2 separate regions of the Homo sapiens genome follow, and region 2 is linked to region 1. The links are chromatin contacts, found by Hi-C or POLR2A ChIA-PET in ENCODE. All regions are on one chromosome and are shown on one strand. The core of a region is the stretch at or near the end of the contact, and the rest is flanking DNA. Distances in the headings are between cores, read along the strand shown. Region 1 overlaps FANCA (FA complementation group A). Region 2 overlaps ANKRD11 (ankyrin repeat domain containing 11).

What was found. Hi-C counts contacts between places; a loop is a spot of excess contacts on that map. ChIA-PET counts read pairs that join two places held with the same protein, here RNA polymerase II (POLR2A). Pooled maps may share reads with other maps.
Region 2: a pooled map shows a loop between it and region 1 (4-fold over the local background). The contact joins two enhancer-like sites. A Hi-C loop is called at or near these places in 2 of 50 pooled maps. POLR2A ChIA-PET finds 5 or more read pairs at or near these places in 2 of 52 experiments (GM12878 and naive thymus-derived CD8-positive, alpha-beta T cell).

The regions. Positions count from the first base shown.
Region 1 is chr16:89,763,771-89,766,838 of GRCh38, reverse strand. It overlaps FANCA (FA complementation group A), which reads left to right. Exons shown (of 43, transcript NM_000135.4): 28 at 1,773-1,949. Among named protein-coding and RNA genes, the nearest start is that of ZNF276, 44 kb to the right of the region's middle. RefSeq lists enhancers at 1,530-1,599, 1,760-1,869. Within about 2 kb of position 1,783, at least 14 of the 41 ENCODE cell types and tissues checked have a DNase peak (open chromatin) inside an H3K27ac peak, as active enhancers do.
Region 2 is chr16:89,322,265-89,327,395 of GRCh38, reverse strand. All of the region lies in intron 2 of ANKRD11 (ankyrin repeat domain containing 11), which reads left to right. The region is part of intron 1 of LOC128462377; the gene reads left to right. It overlaps LOC100287036 (a long non-coding RNA gene), which reads right to left. Exons shown (of 4, transcript NR_168302.1): 2 at 4,063-4,297; 3 at 3,476-3,630; 4 at 2,479-3,160. Among named protein-coding and RNA genes, the nearest start is that of ZNF778, 110 kb to the right of the region's middle. RefSeq lists enhancers at 1,182-1,301, 1,342-1,461, 483-1,682, 3,822-4,335, 3,395-4,594. Within about 2 kb of position 1,520, at least 28 of the 41 ENCODE cell types and tissues checked have a DNase peak (open chromatin) inside an H3K27ac peak, as active enhancers do.

The DNA.
Region 1 (3,068 bases), core at 534-3,033:
GATAGATGAATTAAAAGATCAGTATTCATAATAAGTATCTTTCCCTGGAAAGAAGAATTCTTATTCCTCTCATCTAGTAAATGTTCCTTACATTGTTCAGACAAAGGAATTTTTTTTTTTTTTTGAGATGGAGTCTTGCTCTGTCGCCCAGGCTGGAGTGCAGTGGTGCGATCTCGGCCCACTGCAACCTCCACCTCCCGGGTTCAGGCAGTTCTCCTGCCTTAGCTTCCCAAGTTGCTGGGATTACAGGCACGTGCCACCATACCCGGCTAATTGTTTTGTATGTTTTTTAGTAGAGATAGGGTTTCACCATGTTGGCCAGGCTGTTTTCGAACTCCTGACCTCAAGTGATCCACCCGCCTTGGCCTCCCAAAGTGCTGGGATTACAGGCGTGAGCCGCTGGTGCCCGGCCCAGACAAAGGAATTTAAAGATGAGCATTGGAAACCCTGAATGTCAAAAGTAAAGGTGAAATGGCACTGCAAACCAGTGTTGTCCTTTTATAGGATTTTAATGAACGTCTCGTGTATAAAATAGTGGTTTTCAGGCTGGGCGTGGTGGCTCATGCCTGTAATCCCAACACTTTGGGAGGCCGAGGCGGGCAGATCATGAGGTCAAGAGATCGAGACCAGCCTGGCCAACATGGTGAAACCTGGTCTCTACTAAAAATACAAAAATTAGCCAGGCGTGGTGGCGCACGCCTGTAATCCCAGCTACTTGGGAGGCTGAGGCAGGAGAATCGCTTGAACCAGGGAGGCAAAGGTTGCAGTGAGCCGAGACTGCACCACTGCACTCCAGCCTGGGCAACAGAGCGAGACTCCACCTCAAAAAAAAAAAAAAATAAATAAATAATGGTTTTCAACTTCAGGCTTCACATTAGAATCAACTGAGAAGCTTTTGAAACTATAGATTCCTGGCCCCTTTCCAGATAAATTAAGTCAGAATCTGGGAGCAGCCCCTGAGGATCCAGGGTGCACGTATTTCCAGTTATTTCCTCTGAGGAACTTTGTCCCTGGTGCCAAGTTTTTAAAGAAAACATGGAGTTTGAGCTTAGGAGAGGGCAGCGTGGTTCCCACCCAGCATGCTGAGCAGGGACGACAGTCCTTGGAGCAGGCTGGTTATAAACATGGGAGGCTCTCATCTCCTCGGGGGCAGAGATGGACACGGTCACGCAGCACCAATAGTGTGTCTGGCTTGTCCAGTTGGTGTGCATTTTTGGTGGGAACGCCATTCCTGGCAGAGGCCTAGAGATGGGCTGTTTCACTGCCCGGGACCAAACCAGCCCTACCCCTGGGAGGCAGTTTTGTTCCTGCAATTCTGCTTCCAGACATTTAGCTCAAGGAAGCAGTCAGATGGCAGGAAGGTCTGCACATAGGCTCTTCCCTGGAGCACTGTGCACAGCCATGATCGCTGAGGGGCTCTGCACCCTTCCAGGGGCTGGACTGAGGTCCCCTGAACGTGGGGTTGTGTGTTGTGCCCTCCCAGGGGCTGGACTGAGGTCCCCTGAACGTGGGGTTGTGTGTTGTGCCCTCCCAAGGGCTGGACTGAGGTCCCCTAAACGTGGGGTTGTGTGTTGTGCCCTCCCAGGGGCTGGACTGAGGTCCCCTGAACGTGGGGTCGTGTATTGCGCCCTCCCAGGGGCTGGACTGAGGTCCTCTGAATGTGGGGTTGTGTGTGTGGGCTGTTGATGGTCTGTTTCCACCTGAGCATTTGCTCAGCCACTCACAGTGAAACTTGCGCAATGAAGAAACGGCCGGGTCACTCTCTGTTTCAGTTTCAGTTCCTCATGTTCAGATTGTTCTCAGAGGCCCGACAGCCTCTTTCTGAGGAGGACGTAGCCAGCCTTTCCTGGAGACCCTTGCACCTTCCTTCTGCAGACTGGCAGAGAGCTGCCCTCTCTCTCTGGACACACAGAACCTTCCGAGAGGTGTTGAAAGAGGAAGATGTTCACGTAGGTGACCGTTCCTTCTCCTGCATCATGCCACGTCCTGAGTCTAGGGTTTGTGTGTGCTCCTCGGGCAAGAACAGCAGCACGTAGGTGACCGTTCCTTCCCCTGCATCATGCCACGTCCCGAGTCTAGGGTGTGTGTGTGCCGACTGTCTCCTCGTCTCGAGTCTAGGGTGCGTGTGCCGACTGTCTCCTCAGAGGCAAGAACAGCAGCACTTAGATGGTTTGATTGGAATCTTGACTAAAATCGTTGTGGCCTCATGTGCAGCTCTTAAGAAATTATACAGATACTGGGCACGGTGCTCACACCTGTGATCCCAGCACTGTGGGAGGCCAAGGCGGGTTGATCACCTGAACTCAGGAGTTCAAGACCAGCCCGGGCAACATAGTGAAACCCCATCTCTACAAAGAATGCAAAAATTAGCTGGGCACAGTTGTGTGCACCTTTGGTTCCAGCTACTTGGGAGGCTGAGGCAAGAGAAATCACTTGAGCCCAGGAGGTGGAGGTTGCAGTGAGCCAAGATCACGCCACTCTATTCCAGCCAGGATGACACAGCAAGACCCTGTCTCAAAAAAATATATTAATAAATACAGAGAAACCCTGCTATACTTTCTCAGTTTCTCCCAACACGAACTTCTTTTTTTATTTTTACTGATATATTTTTTGAGACAACGTCTCGCTGTGCTCAGTGGTGCAGTCTTGGCTCACTGCAGCCTCTGCCTCCTGGGTTCAAGCAATTCTCATGCCTCAGCCTCTCCAGTAGCTGGGACTACAGGCGCCTGCCACCACGCCCGACTAATTTTGGTATCTTTAGTACAGACGGGGTTTCACCATGTTGTCCAGGCTGGTCTTAAACTCCTGGCCTCAAATTACCCACACGCCTTGGCCTCCCAAAATGCTGGAATTACAGGCGTGAGCCATTGCGCCCGAGAACTTGTTTTTTGTTGTTGTTGTTGTTTTGTTTTTTTTTTCTGGTGGAGTCTTACTCTGGGGCACAGTGGCGCAATCTTGGCTCACTGCAGCCTCTGCCTCTCTGGTTCAAGTGATTCTCCTGCCTCAGCCTCCCAAGTAGCTGGGACTACAGGCGCGCACCACCACGCCTGGCTAAGTTTTGTATTTTT
Region 2 (5,131 bases), core at 271-2,770, 440 kb after region 1:
GCCATTCCATCTGCAGCCCTCAGCACGTCACTCTTGATCATGTCAGCCTTGAGTTCTTGGTAGTTGGCCTTTATCGTGTTGAGGATGTTTCTCCACACTCCTGTTTTCCTAGGAATTTTTATCGTGAGTTTTGAATTTTATCAAATGATTTTCTGTACCAGTTGTGATTATGTGGTGTTTCTTCTTTAGCTTGTTGGCATGCTGGGTGACGTTGACTGATTGATGGTTGAGCCAGCCTTACATATTTCGCTGTCATCAGAAGTGTAGGTGCCCTCTGCATTTCCAACCTCTGCATTCCCCACCTCTGCATTTCCAACCTCTGCATTCCCCACCTCTGCATTTCCCACCTCTGCATTCCCCACCTCTGCATTCCCCACCTCTGCATTCCCCCTCTGCATTCCCCACCTCTGCATTGCCCAGTGGACTTCTTGCTGTACCTGCTTTTCTCTGCGTCTCCGCCTGGTCGTGTGTCTGTGGAACCTCCTTAGTCCTGTCAGCCCCACGTGCAGATGTGCCCGGATGCCACCAGCAGCCCCTGGCGGGCAGGCTTTGTGTTAAGCCCCTTTCTTAGGAGATGCTTTGGGGCACTGCTCTGGGCCAAGCACTTTTTCATGCCCCGGTTGTGTTTTTTTGGTTTGGGGTTTGGGTTTTTTTCACACAGGGTCTTGCTCTGTCACCAAGGTTGGAGTGCAGTGGTGCAATCTTAGCTCACTGCAGCCTCGACCTCCTGGGCCCAAGGGGTCTTCCTGCCTCAGGCTCCCAAGGAGCTGGGATTACAGGTGCGTGCCACCTCGACTGATTAATTTTTTGATATTTTTGTAAAGATGAGGTTTCCCTACATTGCCCGGGTCTCAAACTCTTGGGCCCAAATGACCCCCCTGCCTTGGCCTCCTGAGTAGCTGGGACCACAGGGGTGAGCCACCGTGCCTGGCCCTATTTGTGTAATTTGGGGGTAGATTGAGCAGTGGGTGGGTGGTTGCTGAGTGGTGTGCACCTTCTGCAGCGGGGTGGGGGGGGCGGTGGCTGCGTCCCCTTCTGCAGACCGTCCTCCTCTGCATTCCCAGCAACGGTGCGTGACACCCCAGACCTTTCTAACCTTCCTCTTCCCTGCGTGTTTCTCTCTGCTGGTCACTTCCGTGTGTTTATTTCCACCCTCGCAAGCCTTGGAGGAAATCTGCTGAGTCACCCTCCATCTGCCGTCCCTGCCTTACGGCCATGATTATTTTTAGCTGTGCAATTGTACCTTTAACACACACGCCTGCTTTTCTTTGTCTTCATCACATTTAGTTTGTATCTTGGCGCCTTCTGTGTAAAAGAAGCATTTTCCTTGCTCCTCCTCCCCTTCGTCTTCACAGAGCTGTGTGTCTCCTTGTCAGGCTCCAAGCTCCCTGTTGCACTCTGCAGTGGGTGCCCTGCAGTGTGTATTGGGCATGGCTAGGCCTGCCCGACATGCTGGGAAGCCTGAAGCTGCTCCGTCGTCATGCTCATGCCCTTGAGGGTCCCAGTAGGGCCTAGCAGGGCGATGGGGCCCTCCTTCCTCTAGGAGGCCAAGACCCCTGAGAAGAACAGGTCCTGCAGCAAAAGGTCAGTGACACCTCTGAGGCCTTGCAAGGACATAGTGTGGCCTTTATCTCTGTCACCTTCTGAAAGACTGCTTCAGCTGAGAACCCAAACGTCCACCCAGTAAAAATGTACAACTTAGCAGACCACAAAGCAAACGCCTCCGCAGCCTTCACTTAGAACCCGTTTCACCGTCCCTTCCAATTCCATCCGCCAGGCAGCCATTTTCCACGCTTCGCGGATGTCTTGTCAACTAAGTATGCATCCCTAAGTACTGTAGTTGCTATTTTCAGAAATTTATGTAAATGTATCATGTATTTTGTCCCCAACATTATTACTCTGTGTGTGTGTGTGTGTGTGTGTGTGAGAGAGAGAGAGAGAGAGAGGAGAGGGGAGAGGGGAGAGGGTCTGGCTCTGACGCCCGGGCTGGAGTACAGTGGCATGATCTTGGCTTACCGCAGCCTCGACCTCCTGGGCTCAAGTGATCCTCCTGCCTTAGCCTCCCTGGTAGCTGAGACCGCCAGCATGCACCACAGTGCCCGGCTAATTTTTAAACTTTTCGTAGAGACAGGGTTCCTCAACATTATTTGTGAGATTGACTTACGTTGTGATGTGTTTGCCTCCTCTGCTGTGTAGTGTTCCACCCTCACATCCTAGTGGCACGCCGCAAACCCCACTGCTATGAAGCACTTCACGCGTGTCTCTTGTGTCTGTGCACCTGCTTTTCTTTTGGACGTGTATGTCCAGAATGGCATTGCTGGGCTATAGGGCATACTTGTGTTCAGTATGAGTAGAGATTGCCAGGTGCGTGAGTTGGCCCTGATGAGAGTGGACTAGTTTCCTTTGCTCCACCCCTTCACCAGTACTTGTGTGTACGAGTCAGGGTTCTCTAGAGGGACAGCACTAATAGGATAAATGTATATATGGAGGGGAGTTTATTGGGAGTATTGACTCACACAGTCATGAGGTGAAGTCCCACAATAGGCTGTTGGCAAGCTGAGGAGCCAGGAAGCCAGTCCGAGTCCCCAAACCTCAAAAGTCGGGAAGCCAACAGCGCAGCTTTCAGTCTGTGGCCGAAGGCCCAAGAACCCCTGGCAAACCACTGGTGTAGGTCCAAGAACCCAAAAGCTGAAGCACTTGGAGTCTGATGTTCGAGGGCAGGAAGTATCCAGCATGGAAGAAAGATGGAGGCTGGAAGACTCAGCCAGTCCAGTGCTTCCGCAGATCTGCCGTGCTGGCAGCTGATGAGATCATGCCCCCCCAGATGGAGGGTTCGTCGGCCTCTCCCCGTCCACTGACTCAATGTGAATCTCCTTTGGCAGCTTCCTCAAGATGCTCCCAGGAACAGTTACACATCCTTTAGTCCAGTCAAGTTGAAACTCAGTAGTAACCCTCACACTTACCTTGGTTTTAGTTTGCATTTTCTTGATGACTAACGAAGCTGAGAACTTTGCGCCCACGTGCCGCCCTCCTGGCTTTTTCCCTCTTCTGTGAGGCACCCACGTCGCCCCGACTGCTGTGTCCGTGCTCCTGTCGGGTGGTCCGTGTTCCGGAGCACGGGGCTCCTGTATGTTCCACAGCCCAGTGACCAAGCATGTGTCTGAGGGGCAAAGCAGAGGCCAGTAATGCTGAACGCGCTCTCGGTGCTGCCACCCCCCGCCGTGATAACAGAAAATGTGAGTGGAAACAGGGCTGCAGTAGAGAGCGTTGTGCCGTGGGGCACTTTGGGAGGCCGAGGCCGGCAGATCATGAGGTCAAGAGATGGAGACCACCCTGGCCAACATGGTGAAACCCTGTCTCTACCAAAAATACAAAAAGTAGCTGGGCACACTGGGGGTTTGGTTTGAACCTGTGAATTTTGGGGTGCAGGGGAGGGGCCGACACAAACATTCAAACCGTAGCAAAGAGATTCTACCTCGCGATGTGTGGTGCCTGCCTGGCCTTGGCCAGTGTGGCTTATGGGGTGAGACGGAGGACACCCATGTTAGGAGTCCTTTGCACAGAGTGATAGCTGGAACCCCACAGTTGGTGTGGCCCTGAGGAGGGGAAGGAGAGAGAGCTGGTGCGGCCCTGAGGAGGAAGGAGAGAGAGTTGGACTCTTGGGGAGGGCTCTTCAGAACGTGCAGGGGTGTGTGGAGGCTGGACAGAGACGCTGACGTGGACTGTCAGGCGGTGTGCGGGAGGGCCTGGTTCCTGTGAGGGCCTCTGTCCCTCGGCTCTTCCCCTGCCCCGGGCTCAGCCCCCCTGCCCTGGGCTTAGCCCCCGTGCCCTTAGCTCAGACCCCCTGCCCTCGGCTCAGCCCCCCTGCCCTCGGCTCAGCCCCCCTGCCCTGGGCTCTGCCCCCCTGCCCTGGGCTCTGCCCCCCTGCCCTCGGCTCTGCCCCCCTGCCCTCGGCTCAGCCCCCCTGCCCTCGGCTCAGCCCCCCTGCCCTGGGCTGCTTGCTCTCCCCTTGCCCACTGAGATGGTGAGAGGTGAGAGGCCAGTGGTGCTTCTCTTCCATACCTGGGATTGCCACAGTGCTGTGGGTCATAGGGTGTGTCACTCAAGGGCTTTGCACACAGTAGGCCTGCCAGGTATGCAGCTCTTTTTCCTTTTCTCCTTTTTTCTTTTTTCCTCCGCTCAGTCCGTTGGAGACTTCTCTCCCTGTGAGGTGTGCACAAGGCACCACTCCTGACGCAGCCGCTGGAGACCGTGCTTCTCCCTTTCCACGGAGCGCACAACAGCCGGCAGGGCTCAGCTGGAAAAGGCAGGGGTTGCCGTAAAGCATCCTTCAGACACCAGCCTCGGAAGCATGGCGAAACCCGACTCCACAGAAAGTACAGAAATTAGCCGGGCATGGTGCCACGGGCCTGTACTCCCAGCTACTTGGGAGGCTCAAGTGAGCGGATAGCTTGAGCCCAGGAGGCGGAGGCTACAGTGAGCTGTGATCACACCGCTGCACTCCAGCCTGGGCAACACAGCTGTCTCAAACAAACAAACAAACAAACAAAAGAACTCTTCAGATAAAGCTAAGGTATCTGGAGCATGGCCGTGTGCTGCAGGCAGGCCACACCTCATCACCATGCGGGGCTGTGCCCAGGGCCGACGTGGGAGCAAGCCCCTGGTGCCACACAGGACTGCTGCTTCCAGCTCCTCCTCACTCCCCCTTCCCCACCCTCCCCAGTGTCCCCCTCAAGGCAAACAGGCCTTTGGTGTTTGATCCTGTCAGTCATGAGTGTGTTCCTGTCTTTGGAATTGGAGCTGGGATTGAAGGTTCTGGGAGAGCTTCCCTTGAAGGGCTTCCCTCCCCTTTTCCACCCTGCTGCTGACTTCCTGTCTTCCTCCTCCTGGGCCTCTGAGGCCACGTGCCTGCGTGAGGGGAGGGGCTGAATCACATCCCTTCTCAGGGGCCTTGGGCACCATTCGATATTTAAATGGTCATTACACAAACTAGTGGTTGGTGGAGTTATTAACTTACATAAGGAGAGGAGCATTTGCCCAGGACGTACGTAAAGGCCTGTTCTATCAACATACTGTGGAAGACAAATCTGAATTTGAAGTGTTCTCTTTCTCTCTGGGAGTCTTCGGAGGG